2 separate regions of the Homo sapiens genome follow, and region 2 is linked to region 1. Evidence: read pairs that join two places in POLR2A ChIA-PET (ENCODE). Cell type or tissue: OCI-LY7. All regions are shown on one strand. Links, peaks and the distances in the headings refer to the core of each region. The heading gives the core; the rest is flanking DNA.

Evidence for each region. ChIA-PET counts read pairs that join two places held together with the same protein. Peaks named below come from ENCODE experiments on the same cell type or tissue, not always from the same donor. Only the 100,000 strongest peaks of a DNase experiment are listed, where the experiment ranks them.
Region 2: POLR2A ChIA-PET joins it to region 1 with 16 read pairs; 4 of 35 experiments call an interaction of 5 or more read pairs at or near these places.

Annotation. Positions count from the first base shown.
Region 1 is chr16:70,460,234-70,470,689 of GRCh38, reverse strand. It overlaps FCSK (fucose kinase), which reads right to left. Exons shown (of 24, transcript NM_145059.3): 2 at 7,418-7,521; 3 at 6,916-7,067; 4 at 5,514-5,564; 5 at 4,433-4,558; 6 at 3,736-3,808; 7 at 3,219-3,316; 8 at 2,724-2,804; 9 at 1,722-1,841; 10 at 1,367-1,538; 11 at 264-376. The coding sequence starts at 7,499. Among named protein-coding and RNA genes, the nearest start is that of FCSK, 11 kb to the right of the region's middle. RefSeq lists enhancers at 3,273-3,772, 3,773-4,274. In OCI-LY7, for the core only: no CTCF peak of the experiment used is centred there; a DNase peak (open chromatin) is centred at 5,929; H3K4me3 peaks cover 373 bases; H3K27ac peaks cover 493 bases.
Region 2 is chr16:70,315,300-70,328,019 of GRCh38, reverse strand. DDX19B (DEAD-box helicase 19B) reads right to left here. Exons shown (of 12, transcript NM_007242.7): 4 at 11,916-12,051; 5 at 10,432-10,524; 6 at 3,333-3,435; 7 at 2,332-2,446. DDX19A-DT (DDX19A divergent transcript) reads left to right here. Exons shown (of 5, transcript NR_039997.1): 4 at 10,647-10,764; 5 at 11,878-12,380. Among named protein-coding and RNA genes, the nearest start is that of DDX19B, 22 kb to the right of the region's middle. In OCI-LY7, for the core only: no CTCF peak of the experiment used is centred there; no DNase peak of the experiment used is centred there.

The DNA of each region.
Region 1 (10,456 bases), core at 4,594-7,093:
CCCAGGCAGACCCCAAATAAAGGTCTCCTTTAGCTTCTCAATCAGGCAAGCTCAATGCAGAATCCTGAGTTGGCCACTTACTGGCTCTGTGGCCTTAGGCAAGTTACTTAGCCTCTCTGAGCCTCCAGCACTTCATGTGTAAACCAGGGTAACACCTGCACTCGGGTCATCTGTTCCAAGTGCCGGCTATTTTCTTCCCGGGAATCCACATCCCACCTGACCCCAGACAACCAGCAGGCACCGGAGGGGCAGGGAGGTCTCACCTCCACCTGGGAGTGCACAATCTGGGCCCCAGGAGCCCCGGGGAGTGTGAGGCTGAGCAGGAACTCACTGGCTGAGGAGGTCATGTAGCTGTAGCTGCCGCTGGAGACATAGGCTGTAAAGACATAAGTACTGAACCCAACCCCATGCCTGCTGCGACTCAGGGGCCAGGCTGCCTCCCAGCAGCAGAGACACATGGGGGCAGGTGTGGCCATGAGCCTGTTAGGGGAAGCTGAGTCAGGAACCTGCCCAAAGCCACACAACACAGCTAGAAAGTAGACAGGTTGGCCGGGCACAGTGGCTCACGCCTGTAATCCCAGCACTTTGGGAGGCCGAGGCAGGCAGATCACGAGGTCAGGAGTTCGAGACCAGCCTGACCAACATGGTGAAATCCCATCTTTACTAAAAATACAAAAATTAGCCAGGCATGGTGCCACGCACCTGTAATCCCAGCTACTCAGGCAGCTGAGGCAGGAGAATCGCTTGAACCTGAGACGCAGAGGTTGCAGTGAGCCGAAATTACGCCACTGCACTCCAGCCTGGGCAACAGAGCCATACTCTGTCTCAAAAAAAAAAAAAGAAAGCAGACAGGTTAGGGCCGGGCATGGTGGCTCATGCCTGTAAGCCCAGCACTTCGGGAGGCCAAGGCAGGCGGGTCACCTGAGGCCAGGAGTTCAAGACCAGCCTGACCAACTAAAAATAGAAAAATTAGCCAAGTGTGATGATGCATGGCTATTATCCCAGGTACGCAGGAGGCTGAGGCAGGAGAATTGCTTGAACCCAGGAGGCGGAGGTTGCAGTGAGCTGAGATCGCACCACCTCACTCTAGCCGGGGCGACAAAGAGAGAGTCCGTCTCAAAAAACAAAACAAACAAACAAAAAAAAACAGAAACAAAAGTGGACAGGCTGGGAGAGCCCAGGAATGAGACAAAAGGAAGACAAGAAGGGGAAGGAGGTAGCTCAGTGGGGGGCTCTGGCACAGGACAGGAGAACTGCCCAGTCCCTGTGCTGGGCTGCCTGGCCCAGCATGCAGTGAGCAGCTCCATTCTTGGGGTCCTCACTCCCATGGTCTCCCCACCCCAGGGAGCTGAGAGGCAGTACCCACCCATGGTAAGGGGCTGATCGCGAAGCTCCCTCCACAGCTGGGCCCGGGCGCTCTGCAGATAACCCGCTACATCTGCATCGCCTTGCCCCAACTCTGGGGGCCTCCCCACCAGGAAGTCCTCCCTGGTCACGTTCTCAGCCATGCAGTGGAGAATGTCAAAAAACAGAGACAGCTAGGGGAAGGGGAAGAAGCACAGCTATTGGCATGGCAGGGGTTCAGCCCCCAAGTTCTGAGGCTGAACCAGGGCAGTCCCGTCTGCGGAGACTCTGCCCCAGAGAGGGGAAGTGGCTGGCCTGAGGTCACACAGTGCCTCGCCCCCAAGCCAGGCCCCACCTAGCTGCCCTCCCCCAGTCACCTGGACAGGCCGGGCTCCGGAGTCCAAGCCTAGGTAGGTGCAGGCATCCAGGGGCGGGCTCACGTGGGTGGCTAGGAGGCGCTCGGCAGTCTCCACAGAGAAGAAGACAACCCCAGAGACCTGGAAGGGACCCCAAAAGGATCAGAGATGGAGGGCCCTGGACCAGGCCCTGGTACAAGTCAGGGAGGGCACATGCAGATGGGCCACATGAAGCTGAGTGCCATACCAGGCAGGGAGTGTCACCTTCTGACCACTCCAGCAGCCAGACTCCAGGCTTACTTGGGGTAGCTCCCACCAAGACACCTTCTGGGACACCCTCAACTGTCAGGCCTTCTCCTGAACCCAGTTCTCCACCCTCGCCATGGTCCACTCCCAGATCTCCATGCCTCTCCAATCCTTGCCCCTCATGATGGAAGCATTCCCGGAGTCTGGCTCTAGGCCTCCTCCCAACCGCACTCCCTAACTTGCTCACATTCTGGTTCTAGGCTTTCTTTTTTCGTTTGAGTTTTTGAGGTTTGCTTTGTTTTGTTTTACAGCGGGCAGGGGATTGATTCAGAGTCTCGCTCTGTCACCCTGGCTGAAGTGCAGTGGCACGATCTCTGCTCACCGCAACCTCCGCCTCCTGGGTTCAAGCGATTCTCGAGCCTCTACCTCTCAAGTAGTTGGGATTACAGGCACACACCACCATGCTCAGCTAATTGTTGTATTTAGTAGAGACAGGGTTTCACCACGTTGCCCAGACTGGTCTCGAACTCCTGACCTCAACTGATCCACCCGCCTCAGCCTCCTAAAGTGCTGGGATTACAGGCGTTAGCCACCGTGCCCGCCTGGTTCTAGGCTTTCTGGCTCAGGACAAGACCCTGAATTCCAAGGCTACCCTGTCCTCAGATTCTAGCTCTAGCTTGTCCTGGAGGCTTCTAGAAGGAATCGAAGGAAGTCAGACCCTCCCTCCCTGTCCCATAAGGTCCCCAAAGCCCCGCAACCTGGGCCCAGCAGCCATACCAGTGGCACCCGCCCATCAGGCCTGACACACCGCTGAATCTCTGCCTCAGTGCCCTGGTAGTAAATGTCCAAAACAAGGCCCTATGTGCAGGGAGAAACAGAATCAGCGGAGGGAGCAGGAAGGGATCTGGAAGGAGGCCACAGCCACAGGTGGCAGCAAGGGCATTCTCCAAAGGAAAGCTGAGGACGCAAGGCTGGCAGTTGCTGGCATTCTCAGGGGGGGCCTGAGATTTCTACTCCATGATGGCAGAGGGCAGGCTTTAAAGGTCTTTGCAGCCCTGAGCCTGGGCACAGAGACTGGACAGGCGGTCGGTGTGAAATGTATTTTTGGCGAGAGTAAGGGAGCACTGGTGCCACTGCCACGGAGGAAACTCCTTGGATTCAGGAACATGCGAGGAAATCCAGGATGAGAGGCTGCCCACTGACAGGGAGGAGGCTGCCCACTGACAGGAGGAAGGCTGCCCCAGCCGGCTCCACTGTCCCCAGGGGCACTACCTGGGGGTCAGTTAGGTAGACGCCATGATTCTGAGCGTAGGCCGGGCTCCCTGGGAGGGCGATCACTCTGGCTCCCCGGAAGCTGTCCCAGCTGATACCTGTGGGGTGGGGCAGTCAGGAGGCTCCCAGGGGCCTCCACCCAAGGCACGGATTTCCCCACCAGGTGGAAGCAAGAGCCCAGGGCTGCGGCACCTGGGCACCTCTAAAAGGGAAATACGGTTTCCAAGCCAAATGGACATTCGCCTGGGAGAATGACAACCCTCCTCTCCCAAAGTTCTTCCGCAGAGCCCTGTGGGACAGAAGGGGCAGGGCTGCTTCTGTCCATCCTATAGACAGACAGACTGAGGCACAGCAGGAGAAGCCCTGCCTCCACCAGGCTTCATTCTCCACACCCTCCAGCTTCCCGTCTAATAGGGCAGCGGGGCAGGCCCAGAGGCAGGGTGGGCAAGAAGGGCAGAGCTGGCTTCTTGCTGTGGCTGTGACGAAGGAAGGCAGTCCCAGGTAGTCTCAGGCTCACCAGGATTTGCAGGAACAGACAGCAGCATGTCGGTGCTGCAGACCCACACGCCTGGCGGGGAGCCCGGGCCCAGCTGTGGGGGGAAGGAGACAGAACACAGCTGGTGCCTGGCCCAGGCCTTCACCTGCCCCCTCCTTGCCCAAGGATACTGTGCTGTTGAAGTAACAAGGGCCTCCAAGACCTGGTCTGCCCCCACCCACTCTCTGACCTGGGTTTACAACTTTCCCCATGTGACCAAGACTAACTTATTTGTTGTTATTGCGACAGGGTCTCACTGTCACCCAGGCTGGAGTGCAGTAGTGCGATCGTAGCTCACTGCAGCCTCAAACTCCTGGGCTCAAGCGATCTTCCTGCCTCAGCCTCTTGAGTAGCTGGGACTACAAGTGCATGCCATCATGCCCAGGTAATTTTTTAAAAATTTTTTTGTAGAGATGGGGTCTTGCTGTGTTGCCCAGGCTGGTCATGAACTCTTGGCCTCAAGCGATCCTCCCACTTTGGCTTCTCAAAGTGCTGAAATTATAGGCATGAGCCACTGCCCCCAGACACAACTAACTTCTTGAAGCTCTTAACTAACATTAGGCACCCTCAAAACCATTCCTTCTCCCAGCTGAGCCAGCATAGATCATACCTGGGGGAACAGTGGGAGGGAAGTGGCTCTATCTGGGACGAGGCACCACGGGCCACCACCCAGCCTCACCCGATAGGTCATGATGTCCAGCAGGCAGTCCAGGTTGCAGACCAAGGCTTCCACGGGGGCCTCGGGGTTCTCCACGGGGAGGCAGGTGAAAGCCCTGCCACAGTCATCAAAGGGGAAGTCTCGACCCTGGAAGTCGGGGGACTGGTGAGGAAGCCTCAGTGCACAGAGCCCAAGGCCACCTCATCAGCTGTGCAGGCAGAAAGCCATCCAGTGGAGGGCTGATAAAAAATGTTCTCTTGATATTTTCTCCTACAATATATTTTTATATTATGCATTGCATTGCATTGCATTGCACTGCAATTTTTTAGACTAAGTCTTGCTCTGTTGCCCAGGCTGTAGTGCAGTAGTGCGATCTTGGCTCACTGCAACCTCCGCCTCCTGGGTTCAAGCAATTCTCATGCCTCAGCCTCCCAAGTAGCTGGGACTACAGGCATGCACCACCATGCCTGGCTAATTTTTTGTATTTTTAGTAAAGACAGAGTTTCACCATGCTGGCCAGGCTGATCTCAAACTCCTGACCTTGTGATCTGCCCGCCTCAACCTCCCAAAGCGCTGTGTGAGCCACTTTACAGATGTGAGCCACTGCGCCCAGCCTATAATTTTATTTTTTGAGAAAGGGTCACACAGGCTGGAGTGCAGTGGTGTAATCATAACTCACTGCAGCCTCAACCTCCCAGGCTCAAGTGATCCTCCCACCTCAGCCTCCTGAGTAGCTGGGACTACAGGTGTGCACCACCATGGCGGCTAATTTTTGTATTTCTTATAGAGATGAGGTTTCACCATGTTGCCCAGGCTGGTCTCGATCTCCTGGGCTCAAGCAATCCTCCCGCCTTGGCCTCCCAAAGTGCTGAGATTTACAGGCATGAGCCACTGCGCCCGGCCCTAGATGGACCTTTCAATCTAATATTCTGCTGGGAAAATATGTGGTATATATTTAGCCATTTCCCAATTTTTGGACATTTAGAATCTTTCAGATTTCATCTTGCACACACACAGTGGCAGAACACCCCTGAAGTCCTGCTCAACTCCACGAACTGGGATTCTGGCCTTCTGCTTGGCCCCTGCCCCAAAGTTCATTTACCATGTGCAGAATGAGGATCCAGGCCGAGTGCAGGACATCGGATGTGACCACCTGCAGGAGTGGGAAAGCCCTGTGAACAGAGGCCTCAGGCAGACGCCCTGGAGGATGGCACCCTCGAATCCAGAGAGAGACTCCAACACAAATCCACTCAGGTACCCAAGGGACAAAAGGCAAGGTCAAACCAATGGCCACAGGCAGACAAGGGGCAGCCCTGGTCCCTCCTGGATAAGGGATCCCAGGGCCCTCCACCTGGGCCACCTTCTTGCTGGCTGGTTTGTTGCTGTTGTTGTTGTTGTTTTGAGACAGGGTCTCACTCTGTCACCCAGTCTGGAGTGCAGTGGTATGATCCCAGCTCACTGCAGCCTTGGTCTCTTGGGCTCAAGCGAGCCTCCCACCTCAGCCTCTTAACTAGCTGGGACTACAGGTGTGCACTGCCACGCCTGGCTACCTCTTAAATTTTTTTTTTTTTTTTTTTTTGAGATGCAGTCTCGCTCTGTTGCCCAGAATGGAGTGCAATGGCATGATCTCAGCTCACTGCAATGGCATGATCTCAGCTCACTGCAATGGCATGATCTCAGCTCACTGCAACCTCCACCTCCTGGGTTCAAGCGACTCTCCTGCCTCAGCCTCCCGAGTAGCTGGGATTACAGGTGTGTGCAACCAGGCCCAGCTAATTTTTGTATTTTTAGTAGAGACGGGGTTTCATCACGTTGGTCAGGCTGGTCTCCAACTCCTGACCTCAGGTGATCCACCCACCTCGGCCTCCCAAAGTGCTGGGATTAAAGGCATGAGCCACCGCGCCCGGCCTCTGCTGTCTGTTTTGAAGGGGAGGTTACAGGCAACAAGAGTTGGGGGCTGGCTGGGTGACTTAGGGGAGTCAGCGCCATGGCAGCTACAGTGGTCCCCTCCCCTGCTGGTGCCATCTCCCTCTGCAGAGCATGTCCAAGTCTGTGCTCGCCCTCACTCTGCACACAAAGATGCTATGCAGACAAGGTGACCGGGTGAAGTGGCTGGTTGCATGGGAGACACGGGACCAGCAGGGATGCTGACTCACATGGCCTGCCCAAAGCAGGCAGCCGCAGCTCAGGTCCAGCGAACAGTTCGTTGCCATATGGGGATGACAGCCCAGGCTAGCAAGACCTTTGAATGTTTCAAGAGAAGCCAGAAAGCCTCACTTTGAGATATTGGCTACAACTCTCTAAAAACACTGCAAAAGCTGGCCCTGCCTTCTGCCCTCACTTGAACGGCAAGGCAGAGATGAGTCCGCCCAATTTACAGAAACAAAAACTGAGACCAATGCTGAGTTGGCCAAGGCGATGGAGCCAGAGGAGCTGGGGATCTCAGAAATGACCTGGTTCCAGCAGGGACACAGACCAGGGAGGTGGCCCTGGTGAGCACTCACAGTGAAGCCTGCCCGGGCACTCAGGTGTTCAGCAGCCACCAGCAGGGCGTTGAGGGTGGCTCCTCCGCTGCCCACACGCTTCTCTGGGTCCTCCACGGCCAGTAACAGCGTCCCAGCAGGGATCTGCTCCCGCTTCTGCCGCACTTCCAGTTCTAGGGTCAGAAGAGACACTGGGACCTGCCCCCCAGCTCTCTGCCCTGGCCCAAAGCACGTAAGCAAGCCTACTGATCATCAGTGTTTGATCTTCCTTGACTTAGCTTTCCATGTAGGAGGCCACTAGATCTTCACCCAACTTAGTGAGAGAAGTCATATTACTCCCATCTTACAGATGAGAAAACTAAGGCACAAGGAATGACATGCCACGTATGCTGTCACATGGCTAGGGAGAAGTGCAATCTGGGTTTGAACCCAGGTTGGCCTGGCACCTGGTGTTGGAGGGACATAGCCAGGAAGGGGAGGGAGGTTCTCCATTAGGGGCAAGGTGGGAAGGGGAGTCCCCTACCTCTCTGAAAGACCTGGACACTGTCCTTGTACTGGCAGGTCAGGATGATGACTGTCCAATCAACTCCCTTCGGCTGCTCCATTCTGGCCAAGCGGAGGGGCTTCCTGAGACAGCAATATGGGTAGATGTGACTATTTTTTAAACCATCATAACTAAAAGTAATTAATTTTATATACAATTCTATGATTTTAACATGTGTATAGATTCGTGTTGGTATCACCATCTACACTCAAAAAAACTTCCTCATGCAACCTCTCCTCCCCGCCTACGCCCTGACAACCACTGATTTGCTCTCTAAAGCTATAGTTTCATCAACTTAGAAAATGTCGGCCGGGTGCAGAGGCTCATGCCTGCAATCCTAGCACTTTGGGAGGCTGAGGTGGGGGGATCACCTGAGGTCAGGAGTTGGAGACCAGCCTGGCCAACATGGTGAAACCCCGTCTCTACTAAAAATACAAAAATTAGCCGGGTGTGGCGGGGCATGCCTGTAATCCCAGCTACTCGGGAGGCTGAAGCAGGAGAATCGCTTGAACCCAGGAGGCGGAGGCTGCAGTGGGCCAAGATCGCGCCACTGCACTCCAACCTGGGCGACAAAGGGAGACTCCGTCTCAAAAAAAATAAATAAATAAAAGAAAAAATGTCGAACAGGCCAGGTATAGTAGCTTACATCTGTAATTCCAGCACTTTGGGAGGCCGAGGTGGACAGATCACCTGAGGTCAGGAGTTCGAGACCAGCCTGGCCAACATGGCAAAACCTCTTCACTACTAAAAATACAAAAATTAGGCAGGCGTGGTGGCGTGTGCCTGTAGTTCCAGCTACTCAGGAAGCTAAGGTGGGAGGACTGCTTGAGCCTGGGAGATTATGGCTGTAGTGGGCTATGACTGTATCACTGCACTCCAGCCTGGGTCACAGAATAAGACCCTATCTCTAATTAATTAACTAAAATAAAATAAAGGCCAGGACAGGTGTAGTGGCTCACGTCTATAATCCCAGCACTTTGGAAGACCAAGGTGGGAGGACTGCTTGAGCCCAGGAGGTTAAGGCTGCAGTGAGCCATGATCACTCCACTGCACTCCAGCCTGGCTGACACAGCAAGACCCTCAAAACAAAACAAAACAAAAAAAAGTCAAATAAAATGGAATATAATCTTTTGAGATTAGCTTCTTTCATCCAACATGATGCCTCTGAGATGTATCCAAGTCATTGTACATATCTGTGGCCCAAGCCTTTTTTCGGAGGAGCAGTGATCCCTCGCATGGATGGGCCGCATCTGTTTCTCCATTTACCCACTGAAGAGCATCTGGGCCATCTCCAGTTTTTGGCAGATGTGAATAGTCCTGCTATGAACCTCCGGAGATAGGTTCGTGTGAACAGAAGATTTCATCTCCCCAGGTGGACACCAAGGCGGATGGCTGGGTCACGTGGTCAGCATGTCTGCTGACATTCCAAAATGTGGATGGGTGTGATTTCCCCAGGGAGTGTGCCCAGGAAGGAGGAAGGGAGGGCAGCAGGATGGGGTAAGAGTTGGGGCCACCCAAAGCAAGGGGGAAAGGAAGGCGAGAGCAAATGCCTAACCCCACCCCCCAGGCTCCTCAAGCTGATGGGGGTTCCCCGGAGAAGGGGGCAGCTGTGGGGAGCGCATATGCACTCAGAGCTGCAGGAGCAGGCACTTGGAGACCTCCCTTCCCAGGGGTCTCAGCCAGCCCAGCGGGGGCTGCAGCCCTACCTGCCCGCCATCTTCCTCCAGGGCACTCTCAGCAAGTAGGGGGAAAGCAAGGCCAAAGATTTGGCTTCACCCCCACCCCTGTCTCCCCCAACCTGCCAGCACTCCTGCCAGATGGAAAACCAATCTGACTCCTGAGCCCCTGGCCTCCCCGAGACCGAGTCCCCCAGGAGTACCCACACATTCACCTCTGGCAGGGCTCCCACTGCTGTCCCACAAAGCAGCACCCCCATTTCCTCCCTCCACCCCTCAAAACTCAGCATGGGAAAAGCCCATGCAAGTAAGCTGCTCACCACTGGCTGAGCTGCGCCCTGAGCACACATCTGGTGGTCAGCCCACACCCCAGCCAAAGTGACAGGAAACCTGAAGCTCAGCCACAGGCTATTCCAGTGCCAGGCTCTGCTGCCACCAGAAGAGAAGAGGCTGACAGGACACCACCACTCAGCAACACCCACGCCTTCAGGAAAAGCCTCTGTCAGAAATTGCTCCATTCCCTACTCAGCCCAGCAGGGAAATCCAGAGGGGAAATTCCAGCTAGAGATCCCAGCCAGGCACTTGAGGGTGAAGGCTCCTCCCAGGATGCCCACCAAGCCCTCCCTCCAACTTTGCCACCAATTTACTGTATGGCCGTAGGCACGTCTAACCCTCAGGTCAGCTGCAGCAGGGAGTGTAACTAACAGACGCCCCCAGCTGCTACGATCTGAATCTCCCACCTTGTTTACATGGAGGCCACGCTTTGAACGAACCTTCTCACAACCAGTGACTGAGCACAGCTGGGACACTGAAACAGACCTATTCCTGTGAAATTCCAGACTCCTCTGGCAGGCAGCTTAGAACTGCACTGCCACCTGGGCGCAGTGGCTCACATCTGTAATCCCAGCACTTTGGGAGGCCAAGGCGGGCAGATCACGAGGTCAGGAGTTTGAGACCAGCCTGGCCAATATGGTGAAACCCCGTCTCTAATAAAAATACAAAAATTAGCCAGATGTGGTGGCACGTGCCTGTAGTCCCAGCTACTCAGGAGGCTGAGTCAGAATAATCACTTGAACCCAGGAGGCAAAGGTTGCAGTGAGCCAAGATCACACCACTGCACTCCAGCCTGGGCGACAGAGCGAGATTCTGTCTCAAAAAAAAAGAAGTCCAGGCACGGTGGCTCACGCCTGTAATCCCAGCACTTTGGGAGGCCGAGGAGGGTGGATCACAAGGTCAGGAGATCGAGACCATCCTGGCTAATGCAGTGAAACCCCGTCTCTACTAAAAATACAAAAAATTAGCTGGGCGTGGTGGCGGGTGCCTGTAGTCCCAGCTACTCGGG
Region 2 (12,720 bases), core at 1,519-4,018, 140 kb after region 1:
ACCATGCCCAGCTAATATTTTTGTATTTTTAGTAGAGACTGGGTTTCATCATGTTGGTCAGGCTGGTCTCGAACTCCTAACCTTACAATGATCCACCCACCTTAGGCTCCCAAAGTGCTGAGATTACAGGTATGAGCCATCATGTCCGGCCAACAACACTTTTAAAATTACTTAAATAATATTAACTGTAAAACAAACTAGTGTAGAAAAAATTAGTAACAAAAAATAATTAACAGAATAAGCCCCAGAGTCAATAGCCATAAACATTCTGGGTTTTTATTCTGCTAATGAAGATAAATAAATTAGGCAATTAAACAAATTCAGTCCTGGCCTAGTGGCTCACACCTGTAATCCCATCACTTTGAGGGGACGAGGCAGGAGGATTGCTTGAGACTTGGAGTTCTAGACCAGCTTGGGCAACATAGCAAGACACTGTCTTTACAAAAAAAAAAAAAATTTGTTTGTTTTTTTTTGTTTGTTTTGTTTTGAGACAGAGTCTTGCTCTATCGCCCAGGCTGGAGTGCAGTGGCACGATCTTGGCTCACTGCAACCTCCACCTCCCGGGTTCAAGTGATTCTCCTGCCTCAGCCTCCTGAGTAGCTGGGACGACAGGCACATGCCACCACACCTGGCTAATTTTTCTATGTTTAGTAGAGATGGGGTTTCACCATGTTGGCCAGGATGGTCTCTATCTCCTGACCTCGTGATCCACCCACCTCGGCCTGCTAAAGTGCTGGGATTACAGGCATGAGCCACCATGTTTGGCCTACAAAAAAAATTTTTAGAAAATTAGCTGGGTGTGGCCAGGCACGGTGGCTCGTGCCTGGAGTCAGAACTCCAGCCTAGGTGACCTAGCGAAACTGTCTCAAAATAAAAAAAAGAAGGCGGCCAGGCGCAGTGGCTCACGCCTGTAATCCCAGCACTTTGGGAGGCCAAGGCGGGAGGATCACGAGGTCAGCAGATAGAGACCATCCTGGCTAACACAGTGAAACCCCGTCTCTACTAAAAATACAAAAAATTAGCTGGGCGTAGTGGTGGGCGCCTGTAGTCCCAGCTACTCAGGAGGCTGAGGCAGGAGAATGGTGTGAACCCCAGAGGCAGAGCTTGCAGTGAGCCAAGACTGTGCCACTGCTCTCCAGCCTGGGCGACAGGGCGAGACTCTCTCTCAAAAAAAAAAGAAAGAAGTCTGGGCACAGTGGCTCACACCTATAATCTCAGCACTTTGGGAGGCCGAGGCAGATGGATAACCTGAGGTCAAGAGTTTGAGACCAGCCTGGCCAACGTGGTGAAACCCCATCTGTACTAAAAATACAAAATTAGCCAGCCATGGTGGCAGGCACCTGTAATCCCAGCTACTTGGGAGTCTGAGGCAGGAGAATCACTTGAACCCGGAGGGCAGAGGTTGCAGTGAGCCAAGATCATGCCACTGTACTCCAGCCTGAGTGACAGAGCAAGACTCTGTTTCTAAAATAAATAAATAAAAATAAACAAATCTAGAATGTAGAATTTTTGTTTGTTTGTTTTTTGTTTGTTTGCTTGTTTTGAGACGGAGTCTCGCTCTGTCGCCCAGGCTCGAGTGCAGTGGCGCTATTTCAGCTCACTGCTAGCTCTGCCTCCCAGGTTCACACCATTCTCCTGCCTCAGCCTCGCAAGTAGCTGGGACTACAGGTGCCCGCCACCACGCCTGGCTAATTTTTTTGTATTTTTATTAGATACGGGGTTTCACCATGATAGCTAGGATGGTCTCAATCTCCTGATCTCGTGATCTGCTGCCCGCCTCGGCCTCCCAAAGGGCTGGGATTACAGGCGTGAGCCACCGCGCCCGGCCAGAATGTAGAATATTTGAAAAGCAACTAGTCTGGTCTGTGCAAAATGTTAAATATAATAGGGAGAGAAAAAGGTAGGGGTACAATTCTAGATTGAAAGAAACAAGTACAACAACCAAACGCAACGTATAAACGCTAACTTGATCTTGGTCGAAAAACCAAACAGCTATAAAGGAAGACTTTGGGAACAGCTGGGGAGGAATAAAAATGGACTGGTATTAGTTATTCTAGGAAATCTGTTAATTTTCCTGGTTGTGATAAAAGGGTATCCATAGGTATGGCAAAGAATGTCCTCATGAGGTGCATGTCTGCAGTTTACTTTCAAATGGTTTGACAAAAATGTATACATTTATGTAAAGCAAATATGGCAAAATGTTAAGTTTTTGAATCTAGCTGGAGAACATACATGTGTTTATTGTATTATTTCAACTATTGGGTGGGTTTTGAAATATTTCAAAATAAAAAGAATTAGGTTGATGATTTAGGACCAAATTCACATACTCACATTTATTGCCTCGAACAGCATAAGCTAGCTTCAGTTCAGGGTAAAATTTGCCCATTTGTTCAATCACTTTTCCTGTTTGGAGGGCGAGCTCATACGTTGGGGAGAGACATAGACACTGGCAGGAAAAGAATGCAGAGTGCAAATTCAAGACAATAGCTCTTTTGCAAAGGGGAATTACCATTAGTACTTAGCCACTCCTCCAGCTGAAGCTGAAGGAAAGAATATGTACATTAAAATGTACACCATTTGATTCTTTAAGCTACAGAGTCATAAGCTAGAATTCTTAGGGGTCAGAACTCTGGCTGGGTAAAGACACTTGAAAACAGATACTGGCCACTGCAATACAAAAACCCACCCATGAGCAAGGATCTAAAGTTCCAATTGGCATTAGCTTTCTTTTCGTTTACTCAGAAAGCTCTCAGAACTTTCTAATGGATGGCAGTTGCTGATGAAACAGGTTTTCCTGCAAGTAAAGGAGCCAAGCCTGTAAGAAGCATCCCAGAACTGGCACACCATGGAAAAAGGAAACAGGATTTTTATTGCCATTGGAAGATATCCCGTATTATTTGTGCTCAATTTAAGGAGTTTCAGTTTGTGTAAAAAGTAATGCATAGCTTGGCTTTTATTTTATTTTTTTGAGACAGAGTTTCGTTCTTTTTGCCCAGGCTGGAGTGCAATGGTGCGATCTCAGCTCACTGCAACCTCCGCCTCCCGGGTTCAAATGATTCTCTTGCCTCAGTTTCCCAAGTAGCTGGGATTACAGGCACATGCCACCAGGCCCAGCTAATTTTTTATTTTTAGTAGAGACAGGGTTTCACCATGTTGGCCAGGCTGGTCTAGAACTCCTGACCTCAGGTGATCCGCCCACCTCGGCCTCCCAAAGTGCTGGGATTACAGGCATGAGCCACTGCACCCAGCCCATAGCTTGTCTTTTAATCCATCAAATGGAAATCCCCTTCTATCTATGCATTAGTAGAAAACCTAAATTCATAAATCCTTACCTGGGGGTATTTGTTTGCAGGTTCTACTTGGCTAAGCATGGCCAGCACGAAGGCAGCTGTTTTACCAGTACCAGACTGAGATTGGGCAATTAAGTTCTGTGGGCTGCGCAAGAAACAAACTAGTTAGGAGCTTAAATCTCAACCTTTTAGTTAACAAAGTTTAAAAAAATGAGTATTAAAAATTCATTTATAGGAGACCTTGGATTATGTAGCAGAGTTACATATGCTAGCTTCACAAGAACAGGGCACTATAGAAATAAGATTTTCTGGTGGGATTTGAAGCACTCCACATCTTCTTCTTTTTTTTTTTTTTTTTTTTTTTTTTGAGATTAGGTCTCACTCTGTTGACCAGGCTGGAGTGCAGTGGCACAATCTTGGCTCACTGCAGCCTCAACCTCCTGGGCTCAAGTGATCCTCTTGCCTCAGCCTCCCAAAGTGCTGGGATTATAGGTGTGAGTCACTGCAGTTGGCCTACTGATTCTTAAAATGTGAGTCAGCTCACATTACTTCTCTGCCCAAAGACCTTCCAATAATTCCTCGTTTCATTCAGAGTACAAGTTGAAACCCTCATAATGGCATACAGGTCCTGCATGATCTGCTCCCCATTACACCTCAGCTCTCATTTCCTACTACTCTCTCTCCCTTACTTCGTTCCACCACAGGGCCCTAGTACTGCTCAGAGAACATGCCAGTCATGCTCTTGTCTTAGGGCTTCTGCCTTGGCTGTGCTCTGCTTGGGACAACTGTCCCCAGATAACATGCTAACTCCCTTCTCTCCTTCAAGTCTTTGCCCAGATATCTACTTCAGGAGATCCTACCTTAACCACTTGATTTAAAAGTGTAATCTACCTTGAAATGCCTAAAAAAAACAAGATGTAGGTTTTGGTAGCAGGGTAGGGGGTAAGAGTGGCAAGAACCAAGTCTTGCCTTGAAGGTGGCAAGAAGCAGCTCAAGAAGCAGGCAAGGCCAGGCGCGGTGGCTCATGCCTGCAATCCCAGAACTTTGGGAGGCCGAGGTGGGTGGATCATTCGAGGTCAGGAATTTGAGACCAGCCTGGCCAACATGGTAAAACCCTGACTCTACTAAAAATACAAAAATTAGCCAGGCATGGTGGTGGGCGCCTGTAGTCCCAGCTCCTTGGGAGGCTGAGGCAGGAGAATCGCTTGAACCCACGAGGCAGAGGTTGCAGTGAGCCGAGATCGCGCCACTGTACTCCAGCCTGGGTGATAGAGCGAGACTCAGTGTCAAAAAAAAAAAAAGAAAAAAGAAAAAAAGCAGGCAAGGTCAGGTGCAGTGGCTCATGCCTGCAATCTCAGCACTTCGGGAGGTTGAGGTGGGTGATTTCTTGAGCCTAGGAGTTTGAGACCAGCCTGGGCAAAATACCGAAACCCTTTCTCTACAAAAGATACAAACATTAGCTGGACATGGTGGTACATACCTGAAGTCCCAGCTACCTGGGAGGCTGACATGTGAGGATCTCTTGAGCCCAGGAGGTGGAGGGTGGAGGTTGCAGGCTGCAGTGAGCTGAGACTGCACCACTGTACTCCAGCCCTGGTGACAGAGCAAGACCCTGTCTCAAAAAAACAAAAAACAAAAAACGGAGCAGCCGCAGCAGGCCAAAGATATGGACGAGGAAAATGAGGTCTTCCGGCAGGGGAAAAAACAAACAAACAAACAGAAGAAACATGAACTAAAAGTGAAACCATGGGGAGGGCCCCCGGCCACAGGTGGAATTTTAAAATCTGGCAAAAGTAAGCTGTTCCTTATGGGGACTTTTTTTTTTTTTTTTTTTTTTTGCAACGGAGTTTCACTGTTGTCACCGAGCTGGAGTGCAAAGGCGCGATCTGAGCTCACTGCAGCCTCTGCCTCCCAGGTTCAAGCAATTCTTCTGCCCCAGCCTCCAGAGTAGCTGGGATTACAGATGCCTGCCACCACGTCTGGCTAATTTTTGTATTTTTAGTAGAGATGGGGTTTCACCATGTTGGCCAGGCTGGTGAACTGCTGACCTCAGGTGATCCACTTGCCTTGGGCCTCCCAAAGTGTTGGGATTACAGTCGTGAGCCACCACGCCCGGCCTTTTTTTTTTTTTTTTTTTTTTTGAGACAAGGTCTCACTTTGTCGCCCAGACTGGAGTGCAGTGGCACAATCTCAGTTCACTGCAACCGCCACTATGCGGATTCCAAGCAATTCCGGAGCCTCAGCCTCCTGAGTAGCTGGGACTGGTATGCACCACCATGCATGGCTATTTTTGTGTTTTTTTTGTAGAGATGGGTTTCGCCATGTTGGCCAGGCTGGTCTTGAACTCCTGACCTCAAGTGATCCGCCCACTTCAGCATTCCAGAGTCCTGGGATTACAGTTGTAAGCCACTGCGCCCAGCCGCCACACCGGTAACTCTTGATTCTATTTCTGTTTAAACATCTAGATTCCCTGTCAAAACATCTGTTGCCCCTTGTAGTTAGAATAAAGTGTTGTATATTTAATTTCTTTTTTAATTTTGCCCTTTAATACAGATGAGGTCTTACTGTGCTGCCCAGGCTGGTCTCAAACTCCTGGGCTCAAGCCATCTGCCTGCCTTGGCCTCCCAAATTGCTGGGATAACAGGCATGAGCCACTATGCCTGGCCAAAATTTATTATTAATTTTTTTTTTTTTTGAGACGGAATCTCACTCTGTCGCCCAGGCTGGAGTCCAATGGCGCGATCTCAGCTCACTGCAACCTCCGTCTCCCAGGTTCAAGCGATTCTTTTGCCTCAGCCTCCCGAGTAGCTGGGATTACAGGCACGTGCCACCATGCCCAGCTAATTTTTTGTATTTTTAGTAGAGATGGGGTTTCACCATGTTGGCCAGCCTGGTCTCGAACTCCTGACCTCAAATGATCTGCCTGCCTCGGCCTCCCAAAGGGCTGGGATTACAGGCGTGAGCCACCACGCCTGGCCAAAATTTATTTTTATTTGAAGTAAAAAATATATGTCATAAAATTTGCCCTTTTACCCACTTTTAAGTGTACTATTCAGTGGCATTAATGTTTGTAATTTATCACCTGTTATATTTTAATAAAAATGAATTAGCTATATTTCAAACTAGAACATAAGCTCCTTGTGGGCAGGAATTTTGGTCTGCGTTGTTGACTAATGTATCCAAGTGCCTAGCATAGTATCTGTTATATAACAGGCACTCAATAAATATTTGTTAATGATGAAAGGTAGTAGATAATTCTAGTAATAATGCTGGTCTCTTCTAATACTGTCAATCTAAAAATGAGCTTCTTGGCTAGGCCCAATGGCTCATGCCTGTAACCCTAGCACTTTGGGAAGGCAAGGTGGGAAGCGTGCTTGAGCGTAGGAGTTCAAGACAAGTCTGGGCAACAAAGTAAGACCCCATCTCCACCAAAAGAAAACCCCAAAACAAAACAAAAAAAAGCCTGAAGGCCGGGCGCAGTGGCTCACGCCTGTGATCCCAGCACTTTGGGAGGCTGAGGCAGGCGGATCACCTGAGGTTGGGAGTTCGAGACCAGCCTGATTAACATGGAGAAACCCCATCTCTACTAAAAATACAAAATTAGCCAGGCATGGTGGCACATGCCTGTAATCCCAGCTACTTGGGAGGTGGAGGCAGGAGAATCGCTTGAACCTGGAAGGCAGAGATTGCGGTGAACCGAGATCGCGCCATTGCACTCCAGCCTGGGCAACAAGAGCGAAACTCCGTCTCAAAAAAAAAAAAAAAAAAAGCCTAGTGTGGTGCCTCATACCTGTAATCCCAACACTTTGGGGGGTTTGAGACCAGCCTGGGCAACATAGCACAACTCTGTCTCTGATAAAAATATAAAAATTAGGCCGGGCACGATGGCTCACGCCTGTAATCTCAGCACTTTGGGAGGCCAAGGCGGCTGGATCACGAGGTCAGGAGTTCAAGACCAGCCTGGCCAACATGGTGAAACCCCATCTCTACTAAAAATACAAAAAAAAAATTAGCTGGGCATGGTGGAGCGTGCCTGTAATCCCAGCTACTCCGGAGGCTGAGGCAGGAGAATTACTTGATCCAGGACCTGGGAGGTGGTGGTTACAGTGAGCCAAGATCACGCCACTGCACTCCAGCCTGGGCTACAGAGCGAGACTCTGTCTCAAAAAAAAAAAAATTGTATAAAAATTAGCCAGGCATGGTGGCTTGCACCTGTGGCCCCCGCTACTTGGGTGGGAGGCCGAGGTGGGAGGATTGCTTACGCCCAGGAGGCAGAGGTTGCAGTGAGCCAAGATGGTGCCAGTGCACCTAGCCTGGATAACAGAGTGAGACCCTGTCTCAAAAAAAAAAAAAAAAAACTGGGGGAGGCCAAGGTGGGAGGATTGCTTGAGGCCACGAGATTAAGACCAGTCTGGGCAACATAGCAAGACCCCATCTCTATTAAATAAAGAAACTTAGCCAGGCATGGCAGCACGTGCCTGTAGTCCTAGCTACCTGGGAGGCTGAGGCAGGAGGATTGCTTATGTCCAGGTGCTCAGGGTGCAGTGAGCTATGACTACACTGCTGTACTCCTGCCTAGGTGACAGAGTGAGACCTTATCTCCCAGAAAAAAAAAAAGTTAGCATCTACAAAAATATTAGATCCACAAATATAAATGATCAATCAGTATGAAACCATGTAATAAATACTCCATTTATTTACCCTAAGCATGCTCAAAGTGCCAAGCTTAAAAAAAGACACTATCCATCTGGAGAAAATGTCACTGTTATGACACAGAACAAAAAACTTTGAGAAAGTACAGACCTAAAATATCTATTTTTATTTTTATTTATGATTTTTTGAGACAGGGTCTCACTCTTGCTCAGGCTGGAGGGCAGTGGCACAATCTTTGCTCACTGTAGCCTCAATCTTCTGGGCTCAGGTTATCCTCCTACTTCAGCCTCCCTAGTAGCTAGGACTACAGGCACATGCCACCATACTTGGCTACTTTTTTATATTTATAGTAGAGACAGGGTCTCACCATGTTGCCCAGGCTGGTCTCGAACTCCTGGGCTCAAGCGATCTGCCTGCCTCGGCCTCTCAAAGTATTGGGATTACAGGCATGAGCCACCACACTTGCCCTAAAATATCTATTTTTAGACAAAAAAAAAAAAGAGATTCAGAATTTAGCATTATATGCAGAATTGTATATAATCATATAAAATATAGGATCAATCTGTATTAAAATTCCATCATGCTCTAGAATCTTGTACTCAGAATGTGATCTGAAACCAGCAGCATCAGCATCACCTGCAAGCTTATTAGAAATGTTGACACTCAGTCCCCACTTAGACCTACTAAATTCAGACCCTGCATTTTAATAAATGTCTATGAGATTTGTATGCCTATGAAAGTGGGAGATGCCCTGCACCAGGAAACCACCTTAGTAACTGTATTATTCAGGTCTCCTAGAGCTGTTTGGCTTCTATTATATTTGACACAATAGCTTTTATATATCAATACAATGAAATCATGGTGCATATACGATATAAACTTATATTTACCAACATAGGAAGATGATCATATAATTAAAAAACACAGCATGTAAAACATTATTTATATGTCACCTTTTTTTGTTTGTTTGTTTGAGATGGAGTCTCGCTCTGTTGCCCAGGCTGGAGTGCAGTGGCGTGATCTCGGCTCACTGCAAGCTCCGCCTCCCAGGTTCATGCCATTCTCCTGCCTCAGCCTCCCATGTAGCTGGGACCACAGGCGCCCACCACCACGCCCAGCTAATTTTTTGTATTTTTAGTAGAGATGGGGTTTCACCGTGTTAGCCAGGATGGTCTCGATCTCCGGAGCTTGTGATCCACCTGGCTAGGCCTCCCAAAGTGCTGGGATTACAGGCATGAGCCACTGCTCCCGGCCATATGTCAACTTTTTTTTTTTTTTTTGAGATGGAGTTTTGCTTTTGTTGCCCAGGCTGGAGTGCAATGGCATGATCTCAGCTCACTGTAACCCCTGCCTCCCAGGTTCAACCGATTCTCCTGCCTCAGCCTCCCAAGTAGCTGGGTTTACAGGCGCCTGCCACCACACCAGCTAATTTTTTTTTTGTATTTTTAGTAGAGACAGGGTTTAGCCATGTTGGTCAGCCTGGTCTCAAACTCCTGACGTCAGGTGATCCACCTGCCTCGGCCTCCCAAAGTGCTGGGATTATAGGCATGAGCCACCACCCCGGTCATATATGTCAACTTTTTTAAAAGTTATATGTTTACATAGAGAAAAGTCTAGAAGTCTCCACTCCAAAATGTTAATAATGTGGGGAGAGGGAGATTACAGATGATTTTTTTTCTTTTCTTTTTTTTTTTTGCATTTTTGAGATGGAGTCTCACTCTGTTGCCCAGGCTGGAGTGCACTGGTGTGATCTCAGCTCCCTGTAGCCTCCACCTCCGGGGTTCAAGCGATTCTCGTGCCTCAGCTTCCCGAGTAGCTGGGACTACAGGAGCACACCATGACACCTGGCTAACTTTTGTATTTTTTTAGTAGAGTCGGGTTTCATCATGTTGGCCAGGCTGGTCTCGAACACTTGACCTCAAGAGATCCTCCTGCCTTGGCCTCCCAAAGTGTTGGGATTACAGGCATGAGCCACTGCACCTGGCCCCCTTGACTTTTTTTTTTTTTTTTTTGAGACAAAGTCTCGCTCTGTCACCCAGGCTGGAGTGCAGTGACATGATCTCGGCTCACTGCAACCTCTGCCTCCCGGGTTCAAGCAAATCTTGTGCCTCAGCCTCCTCTTTTTCTCTTTCGAGACAGGGTCTTTCTTTGTTGCCCAGAATGGAGTACAATGGTATGATCATGGTTCACTGCAACCTCAAACTCCTGGGCTCAAGTGATCCTCCTGCCTCAGCCTCCTGAGTAGCTGGGACTACAGCTGCATGCCACCATGCCTGGCCAAGTTTATAACGTTTTTTTTTTTGTTGAGACAGGGTCTTGCTACATCGCCCAGGCTGGTCTTGAACTCCTGGCCTGAAACGATCCTCCTGCCTTGCCTCTCAGGTTGCTGGGATTATAGGCATAAGCCACCTTGCTGGCCTGTGAAAATAATAATAGTTTTCAAAAATAGAAAATCTAAAATGAAATGGAGTTGTAATAGGACACATACGGCTCAGCAAGCATCAGTGGCAATGCGTTCTCTTGTATCTTGGATGGACGATTGAAACCCATGGCATAGACTCCTTGGAGAAGCTGTGGTTTCCTAGAAAAACAGTTAAAGATGAAAGTCACAGTCTCTTTGGTTGAGGAAAGCAGCAAAATATCTGGAGGATTTTTCTCTTTTACTGTTTACACATAGTTTTTTGTTTGTTTGTTTTTGAGCAGAGTCTCGATCTATTGCCCAGGCTGCAGTGCAAAGGTGCAGTCTCGGCTCACTGCAACATCCACCTTCCGGGTTCAAGCAATTCTCGTGCCTCAGCCTCGCGAATAGCTGGGATTACAGGTACATGGCACCATGCCCCGCTAATTTTTTTTTTTTTTTTTTTTTTTTGAGACAGAGTCTCGCTCTGTCACCCAGGCTGGAGTGCAGTGGCGCGATCTCGGCTCACTGCAACCTCCGTCTCCCAGGTTCACGCCATTCTCCTACCTCAACCTCCTGAGTACCTGGTACTACAGGCACCCGCCAACATGCCCTGCTAATTTTTTTTGTATTTTTAGTAGAGATGGGGTTTCACCATGTTAGCCAGGATGATCTCAATCTCTGGACCTCGTGATCTACCTGCCTCAGCCTCCCAAAGTCCTGGGATTACAGGCGTGAGCCACCGTGCCTGGACTAATTTTTGTATTTTCAGTAGAGACAGGGTTTCACCATGTTGGCCACGCTGGTCTTGAACTCCTGACCTCAAGTGGTCTGCCGGCCTTAGCCTCTCAAAGTGCTGGGATTACAGGCATGAGCCACTATGCCTGGCCTACACATAGTTTGTAATCAACAATAATTGAGCTGTGGTGAACTGAATACATGTTAGTACAGCTAAAGCTTTTATCCATCATCTGGAAATTTTACTAAATATCCCAAAGCATCTACAGTATTTATGTATATTTTTTAGATGGAGTCTGGTCTCGCTATGTTGCCCAGGCTGGTCTGCAACTCCTGGCCTCAAGTGATCCTCTCACCTTGGCCTCCAAAAGTGCTGGGATTACAGGTGTGCACTACGGCACCCAGCTAAATTCTTTTATAAAACTTGGTTAGCAGCTGGGTGCGGTGGCTCATGCCTGTAATCTCAGCGCTTTGGGAGGCCGAGGCAAGTGGATCATGAGTTCAGGAGATCAAGATCAGCCTGGCCAACATAGTGAAACCCCATCTCTACTACAAATACAAAAAGTAGCCAGGCGTGGTGGTGTGCACCTGTAATCTCAGCTACTTGGGAGGCTGAGGCAGGAGAATCACTCGAACCCAGGAGGCGGAGGTTGCAGTGAGCCGAGATCGCGCTACTGCACTCCAGCCTGGGCAACAGAGTGAGACTCTGTCTCGAAAAAAAAAAAAAAACTTGGTTAGCTAAAACTGCTCTGTTGTGGTCAAAAGATATCTATAACAGACCTAGGATCTCTATTTCAGTGCAAAGGGGAAGAGTCAGAAGGTGAATAAATACTCACAGCCGAAGCTCTTCAAAAGACTTCACCGAGTACAGAGGGGAGTTTGGATCCCGCTGCAGGACTTCCACTTGGTTTGTGTTATCAACAAGGTTGCTTCTGATCAGCTTGTTGAGTAAGGACTGGGCAGCTCTGTCCTCTGTCAGGAAAAAGAAAGCAAAGAATTTTAAAAAGTCCTTGAAACCTACCAGGCGTTTACTCTAATTCAACTGCCATTTGTATTTTAAATAATAATGTACTGAACATTCAAATTCAAGGTACGTCATAGTTTTGACTTATAAATTAAAATAGTTTTATTAAAGAAAAAAGTTATGATACATCACCCATTTAGGCCTCATATTCTTTTCCAGACTCTATTCTAACAGCCCTCTTTTCCTGCAGTTATCTATTCCTCCTATCCAGACCCACATATTTACTCCCCAATTTGTACTATATATAAACCTAAAGTAATTAATGTAGCAATCACAACAATAAAAAAAAAAACAGGAATTAACAAAGTCTGTACCTTAATATTGGACAAGTTGGTCTCGTCATCCATGTCAAATGTGTCAAAATAACATTAAGCTTAATTTTACTGGACAATAGAGATGCAACTGAAAATTTTTTATAATGCCCTATTCAACTGTTCAGTTGTTAAATGTAAAATTTCTCTAAACGTAAACCATTAGAACTCCTTCACCTACTGACTATTTATATTGAACTTTTTTTTTTTTTTTTTTTTGAGACAGAGTCTCGCTCTTTCGCCCAGGCTAGAGTGCAGTGGCTCGATCTCGGCTCATGGCAAGCTCTGCTTCCCGGGTTCATGCCA